2 separate regions of the Homo sapiens genome follow, and region 1 is linked to region 2. Evidence: read pairs that join two places in POLR2A ChIA-PET (ENCODE). Cell type or tissue: Panc1. All regions are shown on one strand. Links, peaks and the distances in the headings refer to the core of each region. The heading gives the core; the rest is flanking DNA. Region 1 has its middle 35 kb from the start of HOXA1. Region 2 holds the start of HOXA-AS2 (HOXA cluster antisense RNA 2).

Evidence for each region. Peaks named below come from ENCODE experiments on the same cell type or tissue, not always from the same donor. Only the 100,000 strongest peaks of a DNase experiment are listed, where the experiment ranks them.
Region 1: POLR2A ChIA-PET joins it to region 2 with 18 read pairs; 4 of 35 experiments call an interaction of 5 or more read pairs at or near these places.

What each region holds. Positions count from the first base shown.
Region 1 is chr7:27,053,070-27,068,856 of GRCh38, forward strand. No RefSeq gene overlaps it. Among named protein-coding and RNA genes, the nearest start is that of HOXA1, 35 kb to the right of the region's middle. In Panc1, for the core only: no CTCF peak of the experiment used is centred there; no DNase peak of the experiment used is centred there; H3K27ac peaks cover 560 bases.
Region 2 is chr7:27,112,703-27,128,489 of GRCh38, forward strand. HOXA3 (homeobox A3) reads right to left here. Exons shown (of 6, transcript NM_153631.3): 3 at 14,184-14,368; 4 at 9,857-9,940. It overlaps HOXA-AS2 (HOXA cluster antisense RNA 2), which reads left to right and starts at 9,217. Exons shown (of 4, transcript NR_122069.1): 1 at 9,217-9,324; 2 at 9,765-9,964; 3 at 10,758-10,936; 4 at 15,498-15,787. RefSeq lists enhancers at 410-911, 8,994-10,193, 9,772-10,569, 11,369-12,166 and a silencer at 2,814-3,029. In Panc1, for the core only: no CTCF peak of the experiment used is centred there; no DNase peak of the experiment used is centred there; H3K4me3 peaks cover 6,050 bases; H3K27ac peaks cover 8,000 bases.

The DNA.
Region 1 (15,787 bases), core at 4,222-12,221, 60 kb before region 2:
GGTGCCTATAATCCCAGCTACTCAGGAGGCTGAGTTGGGATGATCCTTTGAGCCCTGGAGTTCAAGTTGCAGTTGTCATAGGACTTTCTCCTTAGGGTTCTTGTCACACAACCAGGAAAGATTAGGTTCTCAGACACTTTGAAGGGTGAGAAAGGCAGGATTTATTGGGTGAAAAGGAAAAAAAAAGGAAACAGGGACTCTCAGAAAAGCAAGAGTCCTGCTGGCTGGCTTCCTGCCTCACAGACTGAATCCCAGGTTACCACACAGGAATAGCAGAGGCCAGACTCCTCCCCCATGCAAAGGGCACGAACATCCCAGGGCTCTACCCCATTCTCTGGGTGCACAGGCCAGTCAAAAGTTCTCCGTGGACCACTTTATACTTGGCTGTCTCACAGTGAGCTATGATCATGTCACTGCACTCTGGCCTGAGCGGCAAAGCAAGACCCTGTCTCCAAACAAACAAACAAAAATATTCTCAGTAAGCTGGTACTACTGTTACAATTTTTTTTTAATTGGACTGAGACCTAGGTCCATTTGCAATTTCTTGCTTTTAATTGCTATAGCTTTCAATAAAAGAATAATGAGCTAAGTCACTTGTGTCCAATGTAACAATCAATAGAAACATGCAGCCTGTAAATCAAAGCACAACCGGGAAACATTTAAACACATGGATCATTTCCCTAAGAAGTTACCTTTTTAAATCAACTTTTTAATGGCAAAGTGTTGGAAAAAGAAAAGATTATTGTACTTAGGGGAAAGAATGGAATAGATGAAAAATATCAAAACTGCTTACAAATTTACCAGTCAGTTCACATTCAAGTACAAGAATAAAAATTTAATTGGAAAATCTCTGTACTTACTAAAAATTATCTATATAAAATGAGCTAATAGCAGAAACACAACCATTTGTAATCAAAATTCGTATTTCCATTGAATGTGGCTGTTTTATTTACAGCAACACAGAGACAGATATAGAGAAGAATCCAATCTTCATGCTTTGGTAATGGTATCTACCTGGTCAAAGTGCTGGGAATCAGTGTCCAAGCTCTCTGGATATACTTACAATGAACATTCATTCATTTATTCACTGACCATTTCTATAAACCTTTATTGAATAGCTACTGCTACCTATCCAATATCATGTGAGTCTAAAACAACTAGAATATCAGTTTCAAAATATTTTGTGGGCACTACCTATGTATTTAGCACTCTGCTAAATATGGTAGCAATTACTATAGAGGAATGTGGAGAGGCAACTATCACTTCTATACAATCAGCATTTAAAATAGAATTTTAGAACTGAAGAAATATTAAAGCAGTGAGTCCTTACTTTTTTGAGTTAACACTGTTTAAGTGGAATGATAATTCTGTTAGATGGTATCTGTTTTCGTTAGTGGCCTTACTTAGGAAAATAAAATATTTGCAAACATATATGAGTTTCCTAACTTTATTTTACAATATTACAAGTACATGAAATCCAAAAGTTTAGAAACTATTGTCCTAAAGGCCATAGAGAGAAAAGTATACATTTAATTCTATAGGCAGTTGAAATGGTCTCTGAGTATGGAATAAGACTGGAGTAGTACAATGTAATAATAGATTAGATGGTCTTATTTGTTGACATCTTCTTAATTGACTTTAGAAAAGGTAATTTAGTAAAATATTTTTTTAAAAGTTTTAATATAAAAAGAAGAAACTTGGCTGGGCGTGGTGTCTCATGCCTGTAATCCCAGCACTTTGGGAAGCTGAGATGAGCGGATCAATTGAGCTCAGGAGTTCAAGACCAACCTGGGCAACATGGCAAAAACAAAAAAATTAGCCTGATGTGGTGGTGCAAGCCTATAGTCCCAGCTACTCAGGAGGCTGAGGTGGGAGAACCCATTGAGCCCAGGAGGTGTGGTCGCACCACTGCTCTCCAGCCTGGGTGACAGAACGAGACCCTGTCTTGGAAAAAGCAAAAAATAAAAATAAGTAGGATAAACTATTGCATAGGAGAAACTATTGAATAGAGTGATTTAATAGAGAAAATATGAAATACAAACAGAATGAGCAGGATATAAGTTTAAATGGTCCAAACTATTCCCAAACACATACACATACCTATATAACACAGAGATTGTAAAACTAATAAGGTTAGTGTGTTTGTACTGAACTGAGATATCAGAATCAACTCAATACATTAAGTATATTCTGTTAAATTCTATTGTCAAAATCTAAGGTTAAAAAGTCATTCTCTTTTTTTTTTTTTTTTTTTTTTTGAGACAGTCTCACTCTGTCCTCCAGGCTGGAGTACAGTGGTGCTATCTCGACTTACTGCAACCTCTGCTTTCTGGGTTCAAGTAATTCTTGTGCCTCAGCCTCCTGCAACAGCTGGGACTACAGGCACCCTCCACCAAGCCGGGCTAATTTTTGTATTTTTAGTAAAGATGGGGTTTCACCATGTTGGCCAGGCTGGTCTCGAACTCCTGGACTCAAGCATCTGCCTCAGCCTCACAAAGTGCTGGGATTACAGCCATGAGCCACCGCACCCAGCCTAAAGAGTCATTCTTGAAGTGTTGCCTCTAAATTTTCATTAATATAGTTATTTAATATTTTATTGATTTATTTTTAGAGACAGGATCTCACTCTGTCACCCAGGCTGGAATGCAGTGGTGTGATCATAGCTCACTGCAGCCTGGAACTCCTGGGTTTAAGAGATCTTCTTGTCCCAGTCTCCACAGTAGCTGAGACTACAGGTACACACCACCATGCCCGGCTAATTTTTTTTTTTTGAAAGACAGGGTCTCACTTTGCTGTCCAGGCTGGTCTTGAGCTCCTGGCATCAAACAATCCTCCCACCCCGGGCCTCCCAAAAAGTGTTGGGATTATAGGCATGAGCCACCACAACCATCCCCACCTCTGTGATTATCTTTTGAATACTTTTTTTTTTGAGACGGAGTTTCACTCTTGTTGCCCAGGCTAGAGTGCAATGGCGCAATCTCGGCTCACCGCAACCTCTGCCTCCCGGGTTCAAGCGATTCTCCTAACTCAGCCTCCTGAGTAGCTGGGATTACAGGGATGCACCACCACGCCCGGCTAATTTTGTATTTTTAGTAGAGGCGGGGTTTCTCCAAGTGGGTCAGGCTGGTCTCAAACTCCTGACCTCAGGTGATCCACCCGCCTCAGCCTCCCAAAGTGCTGGGATTACAGGCATGAGCCACCGCGCCTGGACTTGAATACATTTTTATAAACATTAACTTGTAGACGTTGCATGTGCTGTCTGGTTCCAGCCTTGATCTTCAAATAAACTTTTCAGGGTGCTGCATTTGTGGTTCCTTGAGTGAACCTGTCTGGAAACTACCATCTGCCCCTGGAATCAAGCTTTTGTCCTCAGCAGTTAGCAACTTCGATGGCATTACCATCCCCATGCAGCTTCTTAAACATACGGAGGCCTGACCCCAGCCCGACTCAATTAAAATCAGAAATTTTGGTGATGGCACCCAGAAATGTATAGTTCCTAACTTTCTCTACTTTGCAGCCAAAACTGAGAACTACTGATAATAGGTAGAAATCAGTTATTTCCAAATTTATCACATTGACTTGACATTATTTCTCTGTATTATTTCTCTGTATTTCTGGTAAACCATAGCAGGTACCCAATAATTTCATTAAAAATAAAAACCCAGGCCAAGCAAGTTGGCTCACACCTGTAATCCCAGCACTTTGGGAGGATTGCTTGAGCCTGGGAAGTCGAGGGTGCAATGAGCTGTAATCGCGCCACCGCACTTCAGCCTGGGTGACAGAGCAAGATCCTGTCTCAAAAAAATAAAACAATAAAAGCCGGGTGAGGTGGCTCACGCCTGTAATCCCAGCACTTTGGGAGGCTGAGGCAGGCGGATCACCTGATGTCAGGAGTTCAAGACCAGCCGGGCCAACATGACAAAACTCCATCTCTACTAAAAATACAAAAATTAGCCAGGCATGGTAGCAGGAGCCTGTAATCCCAGCTACTTGGGAGGCTGAGGCAGAAGAATCACTTGAACCTGGGAAGCAGAGGATGCAGTGAGCTGAGATCGCGCCATTGCACTCCAGCCTGGGCAACAAGAGTGAATCTCCAACTCAAAAAACATAAATAAATAAATAAAATAACAAAATAAAATAAAAATCCAAACTCCATACCATGGCCTAATGGCCCACTGTGATCTTTCCCCAGCCTGTCCACCTTATACCTCCCCACTGCCCCCTGAGTGTCTTGCAAACATGCCAAATTTATTCCTACCTCTAGGCCTTTGCATTTATCATCCCCTCTACAAGAAACACTTCTCCCAGTCCTTTATTTCTCTGGCTCTTTTTTTTTTTTTTTTTTGAGACAGAGTCTGGCTCTGTCACCCAGGCTGGGGTGCAGTGGCATGATCTCAGCTCACTGCAACCTCCACCTCCCGGGTTCAAGCTATTTTCCTGCCTCAGCATCCTGAGTAGCTGGGATTACAGGTGCCTGCCACCATGCCCAGCTAATTTTTGTATTTTAGTAGAGACAGGGTTTCACTGTGTTGGCCAGGCTGGTCTTGAACTCCTGACCTCATGATCCGCCTGCCTCGGCCTCCCAAAGTGCTGGGATTACAAGCATGAGCCACTGTGCCCGCCCTCTCTGGCTCATTTTCATCACAGAAGTCTTTACTCTGTACTTAGAAAAGTCCTTTCCTGACCAGCCTATGTAAAAATAACCACTCCCTTTATGGTCTCTCTCACCTCCTACTGTCTTATTTCCTTCATGGAACTTACCTCTACCAGATATTAACTTTCTTATTTATTATCTACTTATTTATTGTCTGTTCCCAACCACCTCCACACTAGATTGCAAATTCTAAGAGAGTCAGAACGGAGAATCATTGATAAAATGTGGAAATCACTTTTTTTTTTTTTCTGAGACAGGGCTTGCTCTGTCACACAGGCCCGAGTACAGTGGTGCAATCATGGCTCACTGCAGCCTTGATCTCCAGGTCTCAAGTAATCCTCTCACCTCAGCCTCCCAGGTAGCTGAGACTACAGGCACGTGCCACCATGTCCAGTTAATTTTTAAATTTTTTGTATCAATGTTGCCCAGGCTGGTCTTGAACTCCTGGGCTCCAGCAATCCTCTCATCTCAGCCTCCCAAGTAGCTGGGACCACAGGCATGCACCACCACACCTGGCTAATTTTTGTTGTTGTTGTTGTTATTGTTGTTGTTTTGGTAGAGATGAGTTTTTGCCATGTTGCCCAAGATGTTCTCAAACTCCTGAGCTCAAGTGATCCTCCCTCCTGGCCCTTCCAAAGTGCTAGGATTGCAGATGTGAATGACCACACAGGGCCTCAGTAATTATTTCTGAATTAATGTGAATAAGCATTTAAATGAATGAATGATAGACTACTGAAAAGTTCAAGAACACCCTGACCTTTTAGTAACATATGTATGATATTACTCTCTGATCACCCTATTTCTCTTTGAATATGTGCCAATAAATGTTCTGTGCCATTTGTTAAAGTCAATGTCGATTTTACATCATCTACCAAGATCAACTTATGTTTCCCAAAGTCAACAATTTCTTTTTTTTGAGATGGAGTCTCATTCTGTCACCCAGGCTGGAGTGCAGTGGCGTGTTCTCGGCTCACTGCAAGCTTCGCCTCCTGGGTTCACGTCATTCTCCTGTCTCAGCCTCCCGAGTAGGTGGGACTACAGCTGCCTGCCACCATGCCCAGCTAATATATATATATATATTTGTATTTTTAGTAGAGACAGGGTTTCCCTGTGTTAGCCGGGATGGTCTCGATCTCCTGACCTTATGATCCACCTGCCTTGGCCTCCCAAAGTGCTGGGATTACAAGTGTGAACCACTGTGCCCAGCCAAGGTCAACAATTTCTAAAGGTACTAAAGAACAAGTCTCAATAATTTTCAGCAAGATATGAAAATCACATGCTATCCTGCTGAAAATTATTGGGACTTGGATGTTGATAAAGTATGAAGATTATTCATTCTGCTGTATTATATTTAATAAAGTTACTGACATCTTTTTAGTTTAACCTTTATTTCATTAGATTAGAAATAGAAATAATCTTTATTTAAATTCATATATTAAATATATGTTTATATATTAAAACGAGTTAAATTAGTATATCATATTTTCATTTCCTTTCAATATATGCTAGAAAGTTTCAATTTTTTTATCTTAAAAGGTCAACAGTCCTTACAGAAGGATCAATTTCTAATTCTATATATAATGAAATTTAGTGTGGAAAAGACTTAAAATACAGAAATTCACTTTATAGAGAATATTTAAAGAATCCATCTATTCCGTAAAGTAAGCTTCAGCTAACGGCTCATGTAAGAAACAGGATAAGAAAAGTATCAAACAAGATGGAGTAAATGTATTATCATGTGGTATCTATTACTGCCTACTACTCATACCATAACATTTAACTGACTTTTTTGAGTGGCTTGCATTATATTTAGATACTCTTCGATCACACACATCAACCCTGATAAAATGATTATAGAGAACTTTGCAAATCATGTAATAGAATTCAAATCTTAAGAGCAATGCAATGCCATTGAACAAGCATTCTAAAACGAGAAACTATTAGATTTGGTATTTTAGAAATTTCACTCTGCAGGATGGAGAATGGAGTGAAAGATATCAGGGCTCAAGACAGGGAGTCGCAAATGAGAGCTAGCTACCCACCTAAAGTAGAATAGTGGCAATGAACGTGAGAAAAAGCAAGCAGATTCTAGAAAGACTTAAGAGGTAAAACAGAAATTAATTAGCACTGTTTATTATATCTTGTCCCCTTCTACTTATACTTTTTGTGCATTTTACATATAGGGAGGGGATTCAAAGTTTACAAACTAAAGCTAGTTCACATTAAATACTGGTGGAAATAATATCTTGTTTCTATTCATTTCAAAATCTTAGGGGATTTATGGAAGCAAAGCTTTCAACAGATTCACAGAATACTGATTAGATGTAGCATCAAACTATTTACCATGTATGCCAAGAACAATCACCGAGGAAAGGACAGTGTCTTCAATAAATGGTGCTGGGAAAACTGGATGTTCACACGCAAAAGAATGAAACTAGACTTTCACGTCTCACCTTATACAAAACTCAACTCAAAATGGCTTAAAGACCCAAAGCATAAAATTGCTAGAAGAAAACATAAGGGACACACTTCAGGACATTGGTCTGGGAAAAGATTTTATGAATATGACTTTAAAAACACAGGCAACAAAAGCAAAAATAAACAGATGAGATTATATCAAACTAAAAAGCTCCTGTACAGCAAAAGAAACAACCAAGAGAGTGAAAAGACAACCTACAGAATGGGGGAAAATATTTGCCAACTATTCATCCTGCAGGGAGATTAATAGCCAGAATATGCAGGAAAATCAAACATCTCAACAGAAAAACAAAATAAAACAAAGAATCCAATTTAAAGATGGGCAAACAATCTGAATAGACATTTCTCAAAAGAAGATATACAAATGGTTAACAAATACATGAAAAAAATGCCCAACGTCACTAATCATCAATGAAATGAAGATCAAAACTACAATGAAATATTATCTCACCCCAGTTAGGATGGCTGTTATCAAAAAGACAAAAAATAACAAATGCAGGTGAGAATGCAGAGAAAAAGGAACTCATACATTGTTGGTGGAAATGTAAACTAGTACAGCTACTATGGAGAACAGTATGGAGGTTCCTCAAAAAATTACCAGTAGAACGACCAAGTGATCCAGCAATTCCACTACTGGGCGTTTATCCAAAGGAAAGGAAATCAGTATATTGAAGAGATATCTACACTCCATGTTTACTGCAGCACTATTCAAAATTGCCAAGATATAGAATCAACCTAAATGTCCAACAACAGATGAATGGATAAGGAAAATATGGAATCCCGTCATTCACAGCAACATGAATGGAACTGAAGGAAAATTACGTTAAGTGAAATCAGCCAGAAACAGAAAGTTAAACACCACATTTTCTCACTCATATGTAGAAAAGCTTTAAAAAAAAAAAAAAAAGATCTCCTAGAAATAATAAGTAGAACAGAGGTTACTGGAGACTGGAAAGAGCATGGGGAAGAAAAGGATAAGGAGAGACTCCTTAAAGGCTACAAAATTACAGCTAGATAGGAGGATAAGTTCTAGTGTTCTATAGCACCTTAAGATGACTATAATTCGCAATCGTATGTATTTTCAAATAGCTAGAAGAGAAGATGTGAAATGTCCCAACAAGAAGAAATAATAAATGTTTGATATGATGGAATGCTAATTGCCCTGATCTGATCACTATACATTGTATGTACTGAAACATCACATACACCCCATAAATATGTACAATTACCATGTGTAAATTTAAATAAATAAAAGAATATTCACCATGTAATTTCTTTTTATTACTTTTTTTGTCTTTTTGTTTCTTTGTTGGTTTTTTTTTTTTTTTTTTGGTTTTGTTTACTTTTGTTTGAGATGGAGTCTCCTCTATCGCCCAGGCTGGAGTGCAGCAGCATGATCTTGGCTCACTGCAGAACTCCACCTCCCAGGTTCAAGTAGTTCTCCTGCCTCAGCCTCCTGAGTAGCTGGGGTTACAAGCGTGCACCACCATGCCTGGCTAATTTTTATATTTTTACTAGAGATGGGGTTTCACCAGTTTGGTCAGGCTGGTCTCGAACTCCTGACCTCAAGTGATCCACCCACCTCAGCCTCCCAAAGTGCTGGTAGGCGTGAGCCACTAAGCCCAGCCCATTTTTTAACATTTAGGGACAGGGTCTCGCTCTGTCACCCAGTGCAGTGGCATAATCATAGCACACTGCAGCCTCAAACTCAAGGGATGCTCCCACCTCAGCCTCCCAAGTGGCTCTGACTACAGGCATGTGCTACCATGCCTGGCTATTGTCATGTCATTTCTTTTGTCCCTTTTACAACTAGTAAGACATAACTTAGAGATAACTTATACATGATACATATGTATTATATAAGACATAAGTTGACAGCCAGGTGCAGTAGCTCACACCTGTAATCCCAGCACTTTGGGAGGCTGAGGCAGGAAGACTGCTGGAGCCCAGGAGTTTGAGACCAGCCTGGGCAACATGGCAAAATCCTGTCTCTACAAAGAAAAATACAAAAAATACTAGCCAGGAGTGGCACACGTTTATAGCCCCAGCTACTCAGGAGGCTGAGGTGGGAGGATCACTTGAGCCTAGGAGGTAGAGGCTGAAGTAACCATGATCATGCCACTATACTCCAGCCTGGGTGACAGAATGAGACCCTGTCTCAAAAAAAAAAAAAAAAAAAAAAAAAAAAAGGAGAAGAAGAAGACATAGGCAAGCTGACAAACAACAATATCACTTGTTCAGGCACCAGCCTCCCTATGGCTCTTCCCTAAAAAATGCAATGCAGGCCAGGTGTGGTGGCTCACACCTGTAATCCCAGCACTTTGGGAGGCTGAGGCAGGCAGATCACTTGAGGTCAGGGGTTCGAGACCAGCTTGGCCAACATGGTGAAACCTTGTCTCTACTAAAAATACAAAAATTACCTGGGCATGGTGGCACACGCCTGTAGTCCCAGCTACTCAGGAGGCTGAGGTAGGAGAATCGCTTGAACCTGGGAGGCAGAGGTTTCAGTGAGCTGGAATCGAGCCACTGCACTCCAGCCTGCGTGACAGAGCGAGACTCTGTCTTTAAAAACAACAACAACAACAACAAAAAAAAAACAATGCAATGCTTCATAATAATTGCAAGGCCTTTATGTTCTTTCCTGCATATTTCTGCATATCCAAATCCAGTATATATTCCTCAGCTTATTTCAACCCCATGCAGCCTCCCAGATCCCAGAATCTGGGAGTAACAAATTTTCTCCTTTTCAGAATTCCCATTTTCCTCTTATGGCACTTCATATTCTACTTAGTGTAAGGGCTTATCTCCAGTAGATGGTAAGCATCTTGTAACCAGGGTTCTTGTCATTTCCACTTTAAGTTACCCACAGAACTTGGCAGCACTTGGCATGTAACAAAAGCTCCAAAAATATTTATCAAATGAATACATCAATAGCTATTTCCAGCTGCTCTTTCCACCCTGCCTTGTTTCAACATCAGTGGACATGCTGATCACGATAGACATGCTGCTAGAGATCAAAACCTCAATGGGACCTTTTGAATTATAGGCTGCGGGGGAGTGGAAGGCTCACTGACAACTTGGTAGAAACTATGCCAGATATTTTACTTAAAAAGATACTGTTGGGCAGGTGCAGCGGCTCCCGCCTGTAATCCCAGCACTTTGGGAGGCCAAGGCAGGCGGATAACCTGAAGTCAGGAGTTCGAGGCCAGCCTGGCCAACGTAGTGAAATCTCATCTCTACTAAAAATACAAAAAATTTGTCGGGCATGGTGGCAGCCACCTGTAATCCCAGCTACTCGGGAGGCTGAGGCAGGAGAATCACTTGAACCCTGGAAGTGGAAGTTGCAGTGAGCCGAAATCGCACCATTGCACTCCAGCTTGGGCAACAAGAGTGAAACTCCTTCTAAAAAAAAAAAAAAGATACTGTTAAGCCACAGGTCTAAACTTTGATTTATAATCTGTCTAACAACCGTCCTAATTGAAATTTTTAGTGTAAAAATTCCAATCACCAGTTTATCTTGGAACCTGGTTATCCCAGCATATCAATCCGTACATAAGAAATTGATGCAGGCTGGGCTGGGCATGGTGGCTCATGCCTATAATCCCAGCACTTTGGGAGGCTGAGGCGGGCGGATCACGAGCTCAGGAGTTCGAGACCAGCCTGACCAACATAGTGAAACCCCGTCTCCACTAAAAGTACAAAAATTAGCCCAGCGTGGTGGCACGGACCTGTAATCCCAGCTACTTGGGAGGCTGAGACAGGAGACTCGCTTGAACCCGGGAGGCGGAGGTTGCGGTGAGCCAAGATCGCACCATTGCACTACAGCCTGGGGGACAGAGTGAGACTCCGTTTCAAAAAAAAAAAAAAAAGAAAGAAAGAAAGAAAGAAATTAGCTCAAGCTAACCAGACTGACTGGGTTGCCTGTATTGAAACTCAAGATAGCATTTTAAAACATTAAAATAAATTTTGAGCTTCACATGCAATTTATAAGTAGTTTTCTAAGGAATTCCGTTTCCAGAAAACAATCATGTTGAAATCCCAAGAGAGAAAACATTAATTTCAAAAAAAAAAAAGACAACCGTTAAAGACAATCAGATCCACAAAACTGGCAGCTGCAGCAGTTTTCAAAATGTCTAAACTGCTTCAACAGGAAGCCAGCCAAAGTTCTGTCCATTCAGGCATAGAACAAACTTACCCTTTTAATTCCTTTCTTACTGTGTGGAATACTGTAATACTGCTGTATTGTGAATGCTCTCTAGGCCTGATACTGGGTCAAAGGTGTATTTGGCTTCTAGGGTTTTAGGAAAAATGAGTTTAAGCTTCTGATACCCCAGCATATTTGGATTTGTAGCTGAATCCTTTCTAGCTGTATTAAATAACTAACAAAACAAGGCCATTTTTTCTTTAAAAAAAAAGTTGATACTGTGGTATGTAGGGGTAAAATGGCATGGTATCTGGGACTTGCTTTAAAATACTTCAGCAAAGGGGGAAAAGGAGATGACAGATGAAGAAAATGACAAAGTCTAGACAGTAATTTCATTTGTGTGGTGAGTAGATGGCAGTTCATTGTACTACTTCTCTAACATTTGTGTATGTTTGGATTTTTTCTTTTTGAGTGTTACTTTATTGCAATAACAATTTTAAATTAAAAACAGAAATCTGGACAAACAGTGCCTAGAGTCCTGAATCATTCTTGAGAACTGCAGGGTGTATTCCATCTTAGTGTATCTTAGTTTAATTCTAGACTCATGTCCTTAAAGCTTGCATGTTGGCTCTCAGCTTTGCTGTTTCCTTTAAAAAAAAAAAAGGGTTCACTGGGTGTCGTGGCTCACGCCTGTAATCCCAGCACTTTGGGAGACTGAGGCAGGCGGATCACCTGAGGTCAGGGTTCGAAACCAGCCTGCCCTACATGGTGAAACCCTGTATCTATTAAAAATACAAAAATTAGCCAGGCGTGGTGGCGTGCACCTGTAATCCCAGCTTACTCAGGAGGCTGAGGCAGGAGAATCACTTGAACCTAGGAGGTGGAGGTTGCAGTGAGCCGAGATCACGCCACTGCACTCCAGCCTGGGCAACAGAGCAAGACTCCATCTCAGGGAAGAAAAAAAAGGTGTCTTTTTTAGCAAGGCATGATGGCACATGCCTATAGTCCCAGCTACTAGGGAGGCTGAGGTGCAAGGATCTCCTGACCCAGGACAGAGGCTACAGTGAGCTATGATTGTGCCACTGCACTCTAGCCTGGGTGACAGAGCAAGATTCTATCTCTAATAATAATAATAATAATAAATTTTTAAAATGTTTTCTCCGAAAGTCTAACTCAACCAAGTGAGATGTGCCTGTGGTCCAGGGCACCAAAACACAGTCAGAAATTTCAGGATGGTTCATGACTTCATATCTCATTTCTAAGTTTCTGCGGACACAGTATCTTCTTGGTAGAGGTAGCTTGCTTTCTATTTGTGGTGGACATGTGTTGCTTTTGCTGTCCAGGATTTACACTGCTTCCCGTAATTTAAAAAAATCCCTAGATTTCCATTTGGGGATTCACCCTAGCCCCATTCTCAGTCCATGATGAGGCCGATTCTACCTTTGGATGTGGGGGTGGAGTTTAAGATCAAGAGTAAGTCAGAGCATCCCATTCCCCCAGACACTGACTTTTTCATAGATGGGCACCTGACCTAAGTCAGGCCAATCAGAATTAAGGGAGGTTCAGGTCTTAGACTTAAACCTATGTTTGTGCTGCCAGGAAGTGAACTCTCTTTCTCATGTGATTTGGTATTGGGTTAATGTGTTCTTGTAGGGCTTGAAGCCACCATGGATGGCCTGCCAATTAATTAAATACAGCAGAAAGTAGCAATATAGCCAATGGATGTGAAAAGACGATAGGTTCTAAAGACAACATGTGAGCTCTGACCAGCTGCCCTTGAAGACTGTTCCTGTCCTTTCTGTTATGTGAGCCAATAAATTACCTGAGTGCTGGCTAATCCATAGTTTAATCACTTCCTCTTATAATTAAGCCACACTGTATAGTCAGATAGCTTGATAATATAGCACTTTCTAAGGTTTGCATGCCAAAACAAGATGCATAAACTTAAAGCATAATTCTTACTTATCAAAATACATGAATGAGTTCTGGAACTGTGGCGTCATGGTCATTAAATTCTGTGATTAATTCAACCAATATTGCATGCCTATTGTGTGACTGTGCTAAGTGCTGATTCTAGCAAGATAAGGGCAGCTCAGCAACGGAAGATAAATGCAGTCCCTAAATGTTTTAATTTGCTCAACTGACATATCTAGTTATTTTTGAAATTTTTGTAATGAAACTTTTTTTTTTTGAGACGGAGTCTCGCTCTGCCGCCCAGGCTAGAGTGCAGTGGCGTAATCTAGGCTCACTGCAAGCTCTGCCTCCCAGGTTCACGCCATTCTCCTGCCTCAGCCTCCCAAGTAGCTGGGACTAAAGGCACCCGCCACCACGCCTGGCTAACTTTTTGTATTTTTAGTAGAGACGGGGTTTCACCGTGTTAGCCAGGATGGTCTCGATCTCCTGACCTTGTGATCCACCTTCCTTGGCCTCTGAAAATGCTGGGATTACAGGTGTGAGCTGCCGCGTCCAGCCTATAATGAAACATTTTAAGAGCATTTCAGTAACATAACTGTTACTAGTCAGACATCCTCCTAGATATTTGGGGGTCCAGGTGACATACTCAGTCTAGGTTTTTAAGAACAGGGGTGGGAATTTGAGTAAGAAACTCTACGGCTGCTAAGTCTAGAAACTATGAAGATCCCAAAGATAGCTTCTGGAAAGAAAGCTGAGAACAAGCAACACAATCCCACCAAAGCAATAATATGAGGGGACTATACATAGGGTAAGAGAGAAATAAATGGGAGTCAGTGGAGAAATTGGGAGCAACTGGTTGGAAGAGAAGATGGAAGAAGACGGAGAACCTCTGAGACCCTGGTTATCACATCTTCAATCAATACTTGGGAAAGGGCTATGGAGGTGCTAAGCTGTTTCAGATAATAGTAGAAAAATATTGGAGAGCCATTTTTAAACTTTTACTACTTTAGTGAAAAAATGTACTCATCTAAATGAAAATCAAAGGTCATAGGAAGAGGAAGAGAACCCACAGATTTCCTTTTTTTTTTTTTTGAAGACAGAGTTTCACTCTGGTTGCCCAGGCTAGAGTGCAATGGTGCAATCTTGGCTCATGGCAACCTCCGCCTCCCAGGTTCAAGCGATTCTCCTGCCTCAGCCTCCCAAGTAGCTGGGATTATAGGCATACGCTACCATGCCTGGCTAATTTTGTATTTTTAGTAGAGACGGGGTCTCTCCATGTTGGTCAGGCTGGTCTCAAACTCCCGACCTCAGGTGATCTGCCCGCTTCAGCCTCCCAAAGTGCTGGGATTACAGGCGTGAGCCACTGCACTGGCTACAGATTTTACTGTTACATACTTCTTCTTTCGATGGAAATGACAAATTAGCCACACCATTCCAACAACCTTCCAAAATGCCTTTCAGTACTGCAGAAGCTGGAACGCTAAATTCATATTTTCCCTATACTCCCCCGCAGCAAGAGTTCTAGAATTAGGACCTACCAATAAGATGCAATCACGTGAGATCTGAAAGGTGGAAGAGACATGATGGCAATCACCCTGCTGCCCTCTCTGTATGGTTAGGGAGGAGAGATGCTGGGTTTTTCTGCAGCAGAGTTCCAGCATACTGTCACTAGCTTTGTGAAGCTACTGTGGTGAGTTCTTATATTCTACAGTTCCATGGCAGCCTCCTGATTCCTCACCTTCATGATCAAGTAGCAGCTAAAATGTCAGGCCAGTTTATCAGTATTATTCTGGGAGTCACTCCTGCAAGCCCAACCTTGAGCTCACTACTCCAATTTTATGAGGACCTAATTCCCTATATTTAAATCTCTTTCTTCATAGAAGATCTAGAATGATTTCTGTTTCCTGAAACTAAATGCTGAAGCATTCTACTTTCTAAAGCATTATAGATATGTGATGATAAACAAGTCAAACCAAAGATGCATCTCATTTACAGGGAGGTGTCAGTTGGACACAAAAAAAAATTACTTGGAAAAAGCATTGGGGTATATGCAAGTGAGCAAAGCGGCAGAGCATATAAATCTCTGAAGCAGCCAATAGTAAGACTGTGTACTGTCCTCAGGTAGACAGGTTTCTATGGGGCAAATTTCCATAATGCCAAGCCATTTGTTTAGCAGTGTTACCCAAGTTAATGAGGTCACTGGTACTCACTTGTTGTCATTTCCCCATTGTAGGCACTTAGGCCCAATGTGAAACATTAATGAATTGAATAGGTCACCAAATACAGTGGTCTGGTCAAGATGTAGCTGTTTGTAAAAGGTTATGAATCAGATTAAAATCCTCATTTGTCACAGAGCAAGGGAGGCAATGCTCTTCCCTTAGCCACAGATCCCTCCACACTTTTCAGAGAAGAACTATTATAGAACTGTTATAATAATTACAATATTATTAGAAAGCATTACCAATTAGAATACGCAGATCACTACCTGTTTCTCTCATAAAAAGCACAGCAAGGAATAAAAAACCACAAAATGCTATGCTGGGAAAAGGATGGGCTTGAAGGTAAATATGAAAGTTGAACTTAGCATTCTCTAATGA
Region 2 (15,787 bases), core at 4,533-12,532:
TTTAGATACCAGGCTTGTGTAAAATAAAATGTCAGGTTAAGAAAATTAGACACTCGAACAGCAAGATATTAGATAAAACAAAATTAAGCTGATTTTGCACATGCAATATTTCTAGTGACTTGCTAATCCATTATCACGTTATACCAGCCTGCTACTTAGTTAAGCCTTTTTATCAAGTTGTGCATTGTCTTACAAAATAACAAAAATATCTTTGAAAATCAAAGAGCATACAACAGCCCTCGTAAACTTAAAATATAAATTCGATTCTGGGATCCCACCAAAATCCTTCCTATTGTTCGAGGTCAGCAGACCACCACCTTGGAGCTCATACATCCCCCCACCCCAACCCAGCCCCCAAAGTTTGCAACCTAGTAAAGAAGTTGGAGATTTGCCAGCCAGGAAACTTTGCTCTGTACCGCCAAGCAAGGGCTGGGGATGAGGGGAGATTCCTCCACAAAGATCTGTTTCTGGACAATAATCCCCAGGTGCAAGAGCCGAAAGAGAGTTGAAGAGGCTAAATTGAGTGCAAGAAGCAAGCCCTATTGTCTCTCTGGAAGATGTGCCCAAATTCAACCTCCGTCCTTCAGACATCGCTCCCTCTTCCCATTCCCTCCTCTTTCTTAGCCTTCCCTCACCCCAAATCTGAGCGGGTTCGTCGGATAGGAGCCCCGAGTCCCCTGCCCACCTCTCCTTCCCTCTGCAACCCAGAAAAGTTAAGGCTGGGCTAGGGGAGAGGCAAGAGGTGGGGGCGGGGATGGGAAAGCGGCCTGAACTCGAAGTGTAAGGGTATCAGTCACTGCCGGGAAGGAAGCTCCGGCTTGTGAACTCTTCTTGAACCGAGATTTAAGTCTGCAGCCATAAATCACCGAGACGTAAACTCCGCCATTCAGCGCCGGGAGCGGCCGGTTGCGGCCCTGCTTACCTTAACTTCTGACGAGCGCAGGCTCGGGCTCAGGCTCCGACACGGGCTCTGGCCCCCGGCCTGGCTTGGCGGCCCGGCCGGGTCCCCTCGGCGCGGGATGGGCACGGACCCTCAGCATCAGCCGAGATGGCAGGCGGGCTGGAGACCCCGAGGCCCGGTCACCGCCGCGCAGAGCGTGGCCGCCTCGCTGCTCCAGCACGGCTCGCCCAGGGCCGACTGGGGCGGCTTGGACCCCCCTCCCACCCACCCCACCCACCCACCCCTCCCCCACACCCCCGCCCCCTGCCCTTCCCGAGGGCAGCAGCCGCGGCCCGGAGATAAGCGCTAGTGCGGCGCCGGGCTCTGCCTGGGCTAGTGGCACCGACTTGGGTATGTTTCTTATGAATATTACACGCGGAGCAGCGTCTGGTCCGGGGGTGCGGTGGGGGGTGTTGGGGCGGGCGGGAGGGGAGACCAAGGCGGCTGGGGAAGCGCGGGCTGGTGTGGGGGATGGGGCTGAGGCGAGGGGAGGGACCGGAGGGAGAAGGGGAGCTCGGCGGTGGCGGGAGGAGGGCAGCCTCCCCCCACCCCCCAACGCCCTCCCTCTCCTGCTCCCAGGCGTCACGAAAGTCCAGGAAAATTATGCTAATGAGGACAAACGGCTCTCACAAAGGGGCTCTCTTGCTGGGCTCTATTTCTTAGGAATTCGTTTGAGAAACTTCGTATTCCTCTGCCCTGGACACTTCCAATTGTGGGGTGAGGGGAAAGAGAACCAAGAAAAGTGAGTTTCCCAGACTTTGCCCAGTTTACTTCACCTGCAACTCCCAAACAGATCTTTGGGTGGGGGTGTGGGGAGCTGGGATAAGGCTTTTCTCTAGAGACCCTCAAGAGCCAACTGGGCTCTCTTTGGTTAAATTTTCAGGCAGAAACTGCTGACATCCTAGCAGCCAGGAGAAAAATGTCCTGGGAGAGACAGGTACTTGTTCCAGCAGTGAAATGGGATGCTCTGGGCTCAGGTACAAACAAGGGTGTTTAGAAACGCGGATCTCCAGGGCTCATGTGCCCATTTCAGAGTGCAGACACGCAGCTCACCCACAGGGAAGACAGAGAAAGCTCTGACCCCAAGAGAAACCGACATCATACACACACACACACACACACACACGCAGGGCAGAGGAATATGTGGTTTCTCAAACGGATTCCTAAAACATACATATATATATAATATATATTATATATATAATATATATTATATATATAATATATATTATATATATGTATATACATATTTTCCTCATTAGTGGGATGGAGTAACGCTGAGCTGGGCAAAAGAAAGGTCCGAATTTGCCTGGTAATATTGCCACAACTTGAAAGTGGATGATTTTCCTCCTAAAGCCTCCTTTGCTCCCAGCTTCAGAAGCAAACTCTGCAAGGGTACGAGTGTGGCAAAAAGAGAAATGGAGATTTCTCTCTTTTGCTGCAATCCCAAGGCGTCAACGGCGGGTCCTTCTCAAAGGAAGGTGTTAAAAATATAAGTAGTATGTTTAAACTGTCAAGGAGCCAAAGTGTCACCTTAGAGCAAAAACAAAGCCAGGGGAAAAGGGAGAAATCAAAAAGCACTCCGGGCCAGGGTGGCCTCATGCATACCAATGGTTTTTGTCATTTATGGCTGGGCAAGATTTATGACTCGGCGCCCCAAAGCTGTAAACAGAGCACAAAACAGCAAACACTTGCTCCTTATGGCATATTGCAGAGCAACTTGAAAGGGGGAGCTGGCCGCGTAGGAGGTGAGAGCCAGCCGCAAAAATCCGTTCGGCGGCATTTTCTCTTCAAACCCGCCCGGTCGGATGTGGCATTTGAAGAAAGAAGGCGTGGGTCAATAATCAACCCGCACTTTCTCCTCCAAACTGCTGACGCGACTCTCACCGCCTTCTCAGCTAAGCCAGCTGCCGGGAAGGCCAGCTCTCCGTAAGAACCTGCCAGGGGAAGGGATTCTCTGGGCCAAGGGGACCGAGGGCTCCCGAGCAAGGGCTGGGGCGCCCTGAAAGCATACCTTTCCACTGGCGCCAAGACCCTGCCGGGCAAAACGCGGGGACCAGACCTGAGGAGCCGTGGGAGCCCAGGGAGATCTGGGGCGGGAGCTTCGTTCCGGCCAGGGCCTCTATCCGCCCCGATACGTGGCTCCTGGGCCGCGGGCCTCAGCGGGCAGAAGTGGGGCTCCGACCTCAAGATGAAGGTCCAGCGTCCTGGCATGCAGATGGTCGGTGCCCCAGCCTCAAGCCGCTCTGCTTAAATCCAAAGGACTGGCTTTGGAGCAAGCGTAGGCGAGATTATTTTAAAATAATAATTTATGCTGGCGGAAGGTTTTTATTTGTTGGTTTGCTATTGGTGTTTTGTTTTTTAAGCGAAAATGCCGATTGTTGATTTCCACCTCCAGAAATTACCAGCCGCCGCCGCTGCGCCCTTTCTAGACAAATCCCACAGCAGTTCACCCGGCTCCCCCAAAACCGCAGAGCTTTTCTTTACTGAGAGGACCCCTTGGTTCCACCAATTCCCCCAAATCCCCGTGGCTCCCGATCTCTCATCCAGGGGGACTAGAAGAAAAGATTTTCTCAGCACTAGAAGAATACTTGGAGCAGCAAAGGTGCCCGTGGTGTCTTTCTACCATTCAAGGGGTGTCCTCCTGAAGGCGTCTGAGAGGGCCTCTGGCGGTTCCAAGGCTGTGCAGCCGGGGAGGAAGGTGAGGAATATCGTGGGTAAGAAGAGGCACCAAAATCACAGAATAGAGAGGAAAATTATTGAGGAAATGTACTTGCCTGTGAGGGTGAAGCTGGCATTTCGAGGTAGAAGGGGACTAGCCTTTTTTGATATCTAATAGTTTAGCATTATACGTAATGGACTCACTTTAGCACTTTCATGGGAGGAAAAACCAATCTGAGCTCTATAAATGTGGCTCTTGGCTTCTCACTGTGCATGCTTTTATGTAGAACCAGAGTCCATCCTTAGATATTTATTCAGCTTGCTGGCACTGAAGCAACAATAAAAAGATGCCTCTAACAAACCTCTATTCCCTCTCTCATTCTTTCTAGCAAAACTATATTATTTATGAGTCTTTAACTGGGTCAAAAATGCGCCAGAACTAGGTCATAAATCATATGAAATGCTGACAAGTAATTGAACAGCAATTAAAGCTTACATTTTATTTCCAAGGGGTGTTTTAGAGCACTTGAAAGGGCCTCAGTTAAACACTTGGTTACTGCCGAGGCCGGCACTGGGGAGGGCAGAAGGGCCCTTTCGTTCTGGGGTAGTAAATCCCACTCAAGTAGGGGATGCCTGATTTGATTTTTTTTTCACGTACAGAAAGAAATAATCTATATTTTAAGAAGTGAAAGGGGCACATCCGACCTCTGACTCCTTATAAGCATCCCTTTCCCTACTGCAAGGAGCATAATAGAGTTTCCTGCACCTTTCCAGGGAGTTCCCACCCTTCCCAGGAGTGTGGGGTCCCCAAAGCCCAATTAGCTGGGGCTTTCCCAATAATCTGGAAACATGCAGTTTAACTTTCATCTGCCTCCACCCTGGCTACAGCTCTGTTTTGGAGGCTCTGAAGCTGGAGAGATGTCTGCCTCTGCTTCCTGAGGACTCTTGTCTCTGGACTTCCCTCCAACCCAGGGCCCACTGGCCAGTTCTGGAACTCTCCAAGCCAGCTGGGGGTACACAAGGAATGCCCAGACCAGGCGCACTGATGAAGTCCAAACCTAATCCTGGCTCCCTCCTTCCTCTGTCTCCCGAATGTTAGAATAAGGAGCCCCTGGGCATCCAGCATGCTCACCCCACCCCAAGGCTCTCCTAGGTCTGAGCTGTCTTTCTTCAACCCTCTGGGGCAGAGGGTGCTCAGGGAAACAATGGCGGGCCCTCCGGTTCAGATCCTTGGGTCTGGCTTCTTGGGTCCGGCTTGTGGGGAAGCATGCTCTGCAATCTGGCACTAAACAAAGTGCCTGGAAGCATCATCAATAAAATGGCAGCGCATCTGCACATTTCCCTCATCGATTTCCCTCTTCCAGCTGCTCCGGCTGCTCAGGTCAGCCCCTAATCCTCCATCCCCTGCCTGAAAACACCGCCATCCTGGGAGAGATTCCCCTTCTCACCCACCCATCCCCCACCCCTCCCAGGCAATCTAGCCCTGCAAGCCGGTCCACCTCTGCCTGCACCTGGCTTCTGGACCCTCTTTCCGCCTGGGGATCAGCTCCTGAGACTCCAGCCCTGCCCTGCTGCAGTGGACAAAGCCACCCTTGCACTGGGGGCCACTGGGCCCACCTAGGAGCCCCCCTAGTGCCCCCTCCTTTACACCCCCAACACTTTCCAGGGAATTAAATTCAGAGTCTGAGGCGCTACTGGGAATCTTTCAAATGGTTTCGGTTCTAAAAGAGAAACAAAGGAAGAGAGAGGCTGAGGGTCCTGTCCATGAGCCAGGGTCTCCTCGCCTGACCTTTGTCTCTCACAGCCATAACTCACTCTAGATATGAACAATCGGCGGAAATACCTTAAAATAAATTCCATCCTCCTGGTATAGCCTCGACTTCCATCGGCTAGCTCGCCCAGAACCGCTCCATGAGTGCTGAAAACTGCAATCGGCTCAGAGAGCGCTCTCCGGAGAAGGGGAAGGAGAAGGAGGAGGTGGGTGCGTGGGGGTTGGGGGAAAGCTCTGGCTCTGTAGAGAATCTAGAAAACGTAATCACAGGCGAAGCCTGTCTGGGTCTCCGCTCCAAATGCCACAATAATGCGCTGTATTATGTGCTCACGTGGTCATACGTCAACTTAAATCCTTTTATTTGAAATAGGGAACCACTGAAGGAACTAGGTTTCCAAACAGAATATTTAGCTTTGGGGGAGGGTAGGTGGGGAACCTTGACCAGCAGTTTTGAGTTTAAGAGTTCTGTCTAAGCAATAGGATGCTTGGAGCCATCCTCCCATGAATGCCATATAAGACATACAAGCTTATCTCCACTTATATTTCTTTACACACCCTCCAAACACAAGGGTTACAGCAATGCTATTCACATTTTTAGAATCCATTTAACTTTCCTTACAGCCTCCCACCCACGGACAAGCTGGATCCTGCACACCCATGCACCCCAGTCTCCTCTGGCCCACAGGCCAGTATATCAAAAGGCAAGGGGCAGGCCCAGAAATAACTGGCCTGGACAGCGGACTTCCTCACAGCCTGCCATTGTATGGAGTTTGCTAACACCCACACCATACACTACAGACGCAAGAAACACCAAAAAGGCACATAATTACCTGACAAAAGGTTAAAGCATCTCCTCCAAGTCCAGTTGGTTTTGTTCAGTGGGAGCCCACTAGGAAAGATGTGCTTGGCTATAGAGTGGTGGGTCCGGGTTTTGCAAAATCTAGAGAAACCTAGTGCCCTGACTAAACTTGCACTTAAGCATTTCCTCAGTGCACAACTGAGTGATACATGGAATTATAAGTTTCTAAACATAAAAAATATCAGAGGAAATGATCTAATTGCTCTGCAAGAGACCCCCCCCCCCAAAAAAAATAAGAAAAAAAAGAAAAAGAATCAACCTTCACTGGAGTGCCTTAAGTTAACAAGGCAATCTGGGACCCTCTCCACAGGCAGGTCTGTCCACCCACTTTTCCAAGACAATTCTGTGTCCACCAGCAAATTCTCTCCCCACCCCCACACAAGTTCCTATAGAGATATCAACTCAAAGATGAGAAAGAGCCCCCTTCAGAACTCTCAAAATAATCTTGAGCAGAAAACCAGTAGAGAACCAACTGTGCTCAGGAAGAACCTAACTGAAACAAATAAGCTGCTCCCACCCTTGGTTCCACCCCTACTCCTGCCTTCTGCCTGATGACATTGCCCACTAATTTCAACATTGTACCGTTTCATGAGCTGTCTAAAAATCTTCTCTTTTCTGGTCTTAGTTTCTGAACTTCTGAGAGTGCTCTGAGGCTAGTGAGATCCTCAGGCCATATTCTTTTTTTCCTGGAGAATGGGTCTTCAGCTGGCTATGCCTGAGTGTGAGGACTCACTTATAGCAGCTGCAGGAGGCTGTGCATGATTCCTCCCCTTCACTCCTCCCCTGCAGAGGAACAGAAGGGGTCTGATGAAAATGTAAGGCCTTTCATAAGAGAACTTGTTCATGGGTTGTCCAAATCAGAAAGGCAATAAAAGAAGAGACCTAATCCCCTGGAAGCAAGTCCTGGCCTAAGCTGGTGACAATATTTCAGTAAGGTTCAATCTGTGGTGTAGCTGGAAGAGAACCTCCATGTGAACTTTTCCAGCTCCTATCTAAGTTACAAGCTGGAAAGTAAGAACTCCAAGTGAAAACCTGCCTCTCTCAGGTTTGGGGGATAGAGGACAGGAGTAGAAGCTGGTTTCCAAAAAGCGTTCTCCTGACCCCCAAGAACTCACTCCTCTCATTCTTACTGCTGCCTGCCTCATACCCCTCACCAATCATTCACACTGAGCTCTCCAGATACCCTAGAAAGGGACCTGGAGGTATTGCTGGCAAATTCCTCCCTACCCCCAAGTTTCTGAAGAGGCATCAACTCAAAGATGAGAAGGGGCCCCCTTCAAAGCTCTTGGAACAGTCGAGCAAATGAAAACTCTTAAAGCCATAAATTGTCCGGGTGCGGTGGCTCATGCCTGTAATCCCAGCACTTTGGGAGGCCGAGGTGGGTGGATCATGAGGTCAGCAGTTCGAGACCAGCCTGAACAACATGGTGCAACCCCGTCTGTACTAAAAATACAAAAATTAGCCAGGCATGGTGGTGCATGCCTGTAATCCCAGCTAGTCGGGAGGCTGAGGTGGGAAAATCACTTGAAACCAGAAGGCAGAGGTTGCAGTGAGCTGAGATCGTACCACTGCACTCCAGCCTGGGACAGAGCGCGACTCTGTCAAAAAAAAAAAAAAAAAAAAGCCATAAATCAATGAAATAAGTCATTGGTACTGCTTCAGAGAAATGCCTTAACGCCAGCAAAGCTCAGAGGCATCTCAGCTCCAGCCTGGGGCCTCCAAACGGCTGCTAACATCCAGTTAATGCTCCAACTGCTGTTTAACAATTAACATTAATGACTTGGGGTGGGATGGGTGATTTGGTGGGATGAGAAGGGAAAAATCTGAAAAGTCAAAAGACATTTAACTTTTGAGGTTAAAAAACAGCTTCTCTATGAGAGATCTTGGCCTGGGCAGCCTATCTGGGGAACCAGCAGCTGACAGTCCTCCTTTGCCACTCTGCAATCCAGTTTCCTGGAGCAAAGCTACGGGCCTTTTAAAAACCCAGCTGCCAGTCCCTCTTCACTCACTTCACCGGCCTCCAACTTGGCCTGCGCTGGGACTGATACTGTGGTCCTGGTCACCAGAGCCAAAATAGGGGGAAAGCTGGCTTGGAAAAAGCAGGCAACCAAGGGTACACACCGTTAGCCAATATTTGCAAGGCTGTTGGCAGATTAGATATATCTGTACTCAAACACTGCAATCTGATTTCTCTGTCAAAAGTACACTTAACATTTTTGTCCCATTACTTAAATCTAGTGGATTTTCTACTCAGCATCAGGTAAGGCTCTCTTAGCCCACTGTGTGCGTGTGTGTGTGTGTGTGTGTGTGTGTGTGTGTGTGTGTGTGTATGATAGATTCTTATTTAACATGAGATATTTCCTGTGGGTGCAAGTGCAGTAGAGAAATGGGCCAAGTTCTCTGGACACGTGTGGATGTGTATATTGTGTTATACACAAGGCCCCAAATTCCTGCAACTATTTATACATGCAATTGTTCTGTTGTTTGCTGAGATGGAAATCATATACACAGAGTTACAAATTCCTGAAATGTTCCATCTATATTTGATATAAACAGACATACAGTAGCTGAGAAAGTAACACAGCTTGACTATTGCTCTGTTTACCTTCTATTGGAAAAAATAATTGTATCCAGAACACCATATCAGCCTTATAGCACGACTGAATATCATGTTGCAATTAATTAACAACCTGATATCTATTTGGGAGCAAATTTAAGGGAAGACTGGAGGCCTAGGAAATAGAATACAAAATCTCAAAACTTTTTAAAAAGAAGTAATTCCTGAAAGAACAAAGCAAACTCATTCCTTCATACCATGCTTCTGAAAGCTATTCCAGCAGCCCCTCCCCCAAACAGGCATGTAATTTATGGATCTTTTACAAGGTAATAAACCACAGTAATTACCTCCCTGCATCCCAAACTAAGAGGACAAATTAAGTCAGAACTTGAAAATAATTTAAAAGAGTTTTCCCTTGTTTCAAATAGGAAAAGGAAACGCCAAGACATAGAAAACCACGCTTTTCCCGTAGGAAGAACCGATGATGAGCCCTGATGAAAGAAGGAAGAAGACCCGCTGTCTGCGAAGGCCTAAAGGTTAGAAATACAGCAATTTTTCTCATGCCGAAGGAAAGGCAAAATGGTCTAAGAAACTGCAAGAGTGTGATACAAGTTTTCCTCAACAGCGAGCTGGGACTGGCGACAATTTCTTAACTCACAGCCTCCGCAGTCGCCTTAGTCGACAAAGAGAGCAGCCCACGCAGCGGCCGCCGCGCCCGTGCCCGTGGCCTTTACTTGCTTTTGCCCTGAAGTTCAGTGTAGTGGTTTGTTTGGGGCTTGCAGGAAGAAACAAACACACTCCCTCTGACTCTCCACAACCCATCTTTGCCTTCTGCAACCGCTTCTCCTGCCCATCGCTGGTTTTGGGGTAGGCTCTTTGTCTGCCTGAGGCCCCGCACTCGCAGGGCAAGAAGCTTAAAGGAATCCAACTCCAAACTCCTCCGAAGTTAAATATTGACCAGAACCTCTTTCAACAGGCCGCGGTTGCCAGGAACCGTGGAGGGCCAACTCCTCCCAACCGCCCTGGTGCAAAGTCCCACGCGGCGAAGAGTTTTGGAGCAGCGCTTACCTAGAAAGATGTTTAAATTCTGAACCAGGAATTGTCTCCAACTCCAGGCGCTCAGGGAATCGCCTTTTCCGGTGTCCAGGCGCTCTGCAGACAAATAAACAGCAGAAGGTGAATGGCGGCTGCGAGGGAAGGGAGTTGGAGGCCGGGAGTGGGAAGCGAGGCTCATGCGGGCGCCAAGGTGGCCCTGGGGGTGACGCGAACATCAGGGAGTCACCAGGGCACTCGTCCGTGTGGCGCACTCATTGCTCGAAATGTTCCAGTCTACAAATGGTCCGAAGATGGTGATTTATTTTTGTAAAATAAATACATACTCCATCTCCACACCCATACTTTCTCCTTTTTCTTTCTTTTTTTTGGCGGGGGAGTGGGGAAGGAAAGGACATGAAGCAAACAGAGGAAGCTGAGAAGGTGGAAGTGGCTTTGCTGGTGGTGTGGGCTGCTTTCAGAGAGCTCTCTCCTCAGGCACCACAACTTGGAGAATGTGAATGCTTGCTTTATTTTCCTTTCCTAACAAAAGGAAGCCTTGTCTGGGAGCATTCAATCACGGACTCTCCTGAAACCTCACTAATATGTGTTCATTTCTGTAGGCGCGAAATCAGACCCGGGTTCATTCCACTGGCCAGAGGCAGTCTTGGGAGGATTTGTGTTCTGGTTTATTCAACTCTGGGTGCGTTCCTTTTAGGTCCTAGTGGGCTGGCGGGGCTACCGCAGCACCTAGTCCCTCAGAGCAGGCCAGCTAAGGCTGCTGGAAACTGAGAGGGACGCCGGCTGGTACAATACCTGCTCAGGGGCCCTGCTCCTGCCTGGCCTTGCGCAACGGCCACAAGCCGATCTGATGCCTTGATTCTGCTCAAATCTCGTCCCTCACAGTATTTGCAACCCTCTCTTGCCCTCTAACCAGCAAATGGTCACCGAGCCGGCAGTCAGCTTTCTGGGAGTGGGAGATGATGGGGAAAGAGGAAAGAATCGTCCGCTCGCCGGACCCTGGCTTGGAGAAGTTCTGCGCTCCGCTGGGACTCTGCGGGCCCTTTGCGTCTACAGACCTATCCCTGCCCCGACTACCCCTTCACTCAGACCCAGGTAACCTCTTACCCCAGCCTGCCCCAAACCAGCCCTCCGCTGTCTGTCTGCCTTCACGCAATTCTGTAGATAGCGCTAAGAGGGGATATCAAATAGCTGAGGAGTCCCCTGACCCCTGGCTTCGGAGCCCCCTAGCACGTGGAACAAGTGGCCGCACACCGGTAGCTGCGCTCTGCCACAGTTCGACCCGTAGCCCCCACAAACCAAAGGAAAAGGACCCAGGATCCACGCTGCGCGCTGCGCCCCCTTTCTCTTGTTCAAACTTGCTTTCTGTGTCCCCAAAGGGAGTGCCCCCTGGTCTTGGGGCTCCTGGCATGACCATGAGCAAGGTGGACTCAGCCATCCTGCACTTTGCCTCTCAATTTCATTCCAGAAAGATCCGCTATGCCGCCACCCACCACTCCCCTGCGTGACACTTAGGAGTATGTAATTATTATGGTTATTATTTTTGCTGTTTCCTTATCTCCAAGTCTAATATTCATGGCTGCTGTACCCCATAAATCGTTCAGACTAATGAGTCACAGAGAGATGCTGCCCAGGTCTCTCACTTTACAATGGCTGCCGCCGCCGCCGTGGCCTCTCTCTCCGCGTTTTTGGCGCTCGCTTGCTCCCTCGCTCGCCCGGCGCGGGTGATTTATGAACGCCGGGAAAATTGAACAAAGCCGCGCGCCCGTCCTGTGGTATCTCTGCAGCCTTCCCCAGCGTGAATCAGAACATTACCAACTGTCTGCGCATCCGTCCCACTTCATCACCAAAGCCAGGATGTGACCGCAGAAAACCCAAGCCCGAACTCACGTTTCCCCGGACGCGGCGCGCTCCCTGGACTCGCAGAAACCCTGCGGAAAAGGCCCCAAGATCTGGTGAGGGCCTGCCAGCTCCGTCCTCCCTGCCGAGGGCTCTCTCCTGCCTTCCTGAAGGAGTTAAAAGCCTTTGGAGATAAATCTGAGGGTGTGTGTTTTTAAAAATCAAATGGTAAGTTGGAATCTCACTTCTGAGAGATTCATTCCTAGTGAGGCCCTGACGACTCCGATCCATTCCTGACGATCTGCATTAATTATTTAATGAGTCACGTGACCTCAAAGATTACAATTTCAATATCTCCCTTGCACAGGCGCTACACCTTTATCAGCTGCAACCAGGGTCCTTTTTTTGGCTCTGCCGGCCTCCGGGGCACATTCATCCTTGCCCTGGTCTGAGGCAAGCCACCACCATGGAAATAGCAGGGCAAGCATGACAGAATTAGTCATCCTGGGATTATGACCGTTGTGGATAGTGGGGAGTCCACTGCTCTCCGAGATGCCCTGACATCTGTCCCCTCCTGAGCCCAGTGGCCAGTCCACCTGTCTGAGCTCTATGACTAGGGTGGCTTGGTTACAAAATCTCCCCAAGCAGCTTTGATGGCCCATGAGGCAAGAACCCATCCTTCTTCTCTGGCTGTACACACCTGTGACCGTCCAGGTCAAGTGTAAGCTTAGATGCATACCTCCATTCCTGGCAGAATATCTTCCTAAGAGGAAAGATGTCTGTGCTCTTATTGCTCTCTAGAGTGAGACTAAAGGTTGCATTCCACCCTCGTACTCATTAACTTAAGGAACGGTGGAGGGAGGATCATTCGGCTGCCTCAGTTTTCTCATCTGTAAATTAAGAAGATTGAACCAAAATGGCCTCCAGGTCTCCTTCACTTTGGACAGTCTTTCAATCTGGGAATCTCTTTCAGCCCCAGGAAACAATCCCAGAGAAAGTAGGGCTGGCTTGAAAGGGAAGGGGTTGCCCCGTGATTTTGGAGTCTTCAGAAGAGGTGCCAGAGTTCTGTAAGTTGCAGCCTAGAGGGTTTCAAGACAGCCACAGCAGCCTCCCTCATACCATCAAGGGAACAGAACACACGTCTCTTCCTCCTATTGTTTCCAGCCCATGTGTTTCTTTGGAACACGAAGCAGAATTATTCTTGGGACAGTGTATAATATAGGGAAGGGGCAACACAGCAGCAGTTGAGAAAGGTGAGCCTGTGTTCTGCTATACAAGACTGTGTTTAGGGATGCAGAGACCAGGGGAGTGCCAAGGGCAGCCTACTGCCTGCACAGAACCCACTCATTCAGAGGGGAAGCCCCAGGCTTTTTTGCTACATTGATTCTTTGGGTTTTTCTTCTCTTTCATTCTAAAGAGTCATTGATCTGTTTCTATGTGGGAACTGCTAGAGGGAAGGCAACAGTGAGGAGAGCAGAGTTTGGAAGCTTAGGGGAACAGGGGGACAGAGGAAAGATGGTGATATCCACCCCACCCCACCCCATAGGGAGGAGGCTGAGATATAGGGGAATGGGGCCCGCTGGGACAACTGGGTATGAAGTCAGAGATGCTATGCGAAGGGACTTCCCTCCTCCCCCATCTATCTAGGTAATCTTCCCATGGCTCCATCCTGGGTATTAAGTACTCTACTATGCCTGTCACAGTTGAATTCCTGCTGTAATAAAACACCGGGTATATCATAGATTTCAGCAAAACTAGGGAAGGAAGCCTGCAAAGTGCCATTTTTCTTCAAGGGGGAGAGTGTTAAGTACTTAATTCAAACTGTGACCATTAAAGTGTCTCCTATCCGATTTAGGTCGATTTCAGATGTTGACAAAACTTTTGTCTCCGGAGTCATGCACAACTTGGCTCTGTGACTAAAGCAGATGAGTGTGTATTGGAGGGAGGGAGAAAGAGAGAAAAGGAGAGTATGTGTAAGGCTCATTTTGGTAAAATTATAGAGCTTACACAAAATACTGTCTTTAAAGGTCAAGGATTTGAGGGGCCAGTAGGGTTTGCTTAAAAAAAAAAAACAATTAATGAGATAGAAAATTTGTCCTCTCGGTGAACTCTTATGGTTGCCCTAGCAAAGGGCAGACAATGCATGATTTTGAAGCACAAAGTGGGATTTTCTAATCTCTTATAACAAGCTCCCTTAAAGGCCAATTTGAAGCAGGCAAAACAACACTTAAGAAATGGCAATCATTTGGATCATTTTCTATAATCTGGGTTTTGTAAAACTCACCAATACCTTAATAATCAATACAGTTGGGACAAAAATGCCATCTTGTCCTGGAATATCAGAAAAATGATCTCAATCCTCTCTCTTCCCTTTCTGGATGGACTTATAAGTGCAAGTGAAAGAAAGTCACCCCTTTCATCCTCATACAACTGCCTGCAGCATGAAGCTAATGAATATTCCCATACCCCTCTTTTCCCACAAAGGAGAAATATAAGAATTTACCTTAAATGATGATAGTCTGCCATTTGAGATTTTGCAGCTTGACACTCAATTTCCACTGAGAGTCTAGGCATTTTTTTTTTTTAGCAGACAGCCAAGATGCTGTGTCCTTGCCTGAGACCACATTATTTGCAAGAAGATCCCTCTCTCCTCCACAGACTTTTCCCAGAGAATGCCTTTCAGAATTGCTGTTGAATTACAAAGAAGTATTTATTGTTTGAGGTGATTAATGATTCCTGGGAAAATTGCTATTTTCAGCGTGATTTAATTTTGTTTTACAAGTGTGTGTAGTAGGGGGAGGGTTAATAAGTTTCAGCAGCAGTTGCATTGCCTCCAGAAATCCCTGGCACCCGTTCACACCTTATAAAATGCACTTTATGCCAGGTTTATCCTGATTTGGGAAGGTAAGTGTGTATTTGATTGCTCCCGAATTTTCTTGGCTCTTCAGAGACTGGTATCTATCACTTTCCTCTCAAATCTGATTTGTAGGTATAGAACGGATCACCCTTGTTTGTATCACACACAGGGCAGCAGGGGTGAAAGGGGTACCAGCTCTGACACTGGCTAAAGGGTTTTGCCACTAATGAGAGAAATGTGTTTAAAAATTCTCTGATATTGCAGAGGCAGGTGAGCACTTACTCCCATCTATGCTAAAATTACTACATTACTTAAAAGTTGCACTTTTTCAAGGCCAGGTGACAGTTCTAATATTCTGGGGCTAGTGTGCACAGGTTTTTGTGGTCTTATTGTAGGGAACTCCCTGCAGTAAGCATCAAATCTAAATCAGTAAACAAATACTAGGGTTATAGAGATCGAGAAGTGGGTTTTGATTTTCAGCCTTTTGGATCTAGATCTCTGGAATCGAGCAGAAAATTCACAAAGCATTTGAGGAAAGTGACCCAGTTTGGCTATTTTCCAGCAGTAAACTCTCCCAGGTCTACTTTGCATGGGGTGAACTTTAGGGGTATATTATGCTTTTTCCTCAGAAGAGACATTGGAGAGTGTACTTGTAAAATTCAGTTTATTTGAAAGCTCTTTCTTCAAAAAAGAGAAACAAACAAGCAAACAAACAAAAATTCCCAGTCTGTAGTTAGTGAAGAGGACCTTAAGAACAGCCAGGAAACAAAAACTAATCTCAACCCTTTGCACAAACTATTTTTTATCTCCTGGGAAACAGGCAGATTAAGTGTGAAGGTGCAACAAATACCAAATACCAAAGAGACCACTTCTTTCCAAGTGTGCTCAGAGTTCAGTGTGTAGAACAGCTGCAGAAACTCCTGGGCCCACAGCACTGCATGGTTTCAACTTTCATTGCAGGGAAGGACACGTTTCTATGCCTTACAGAGACTTGAAGCCTGAAAGCCTGGCCAAGTTTGGGAAGAAGAGGAGCCCTCTCAGAGCTCAAGAGCCTTCCTACTCTTTGGAACTTTTCCACAGTAGGCCAAGCTTGACAAGAGTTCAGCTCAAGTTGAACATACATACACACACTCTCACACACAAATTATGTGAGCCGTCAGAATCCAAGTGAATCCAGCTCAAGCTATCTACAAGGTTTTTACATGCAAGGTCAAGTATCTCAATCCAGAGGACTTTTGTTTTCTTAATGA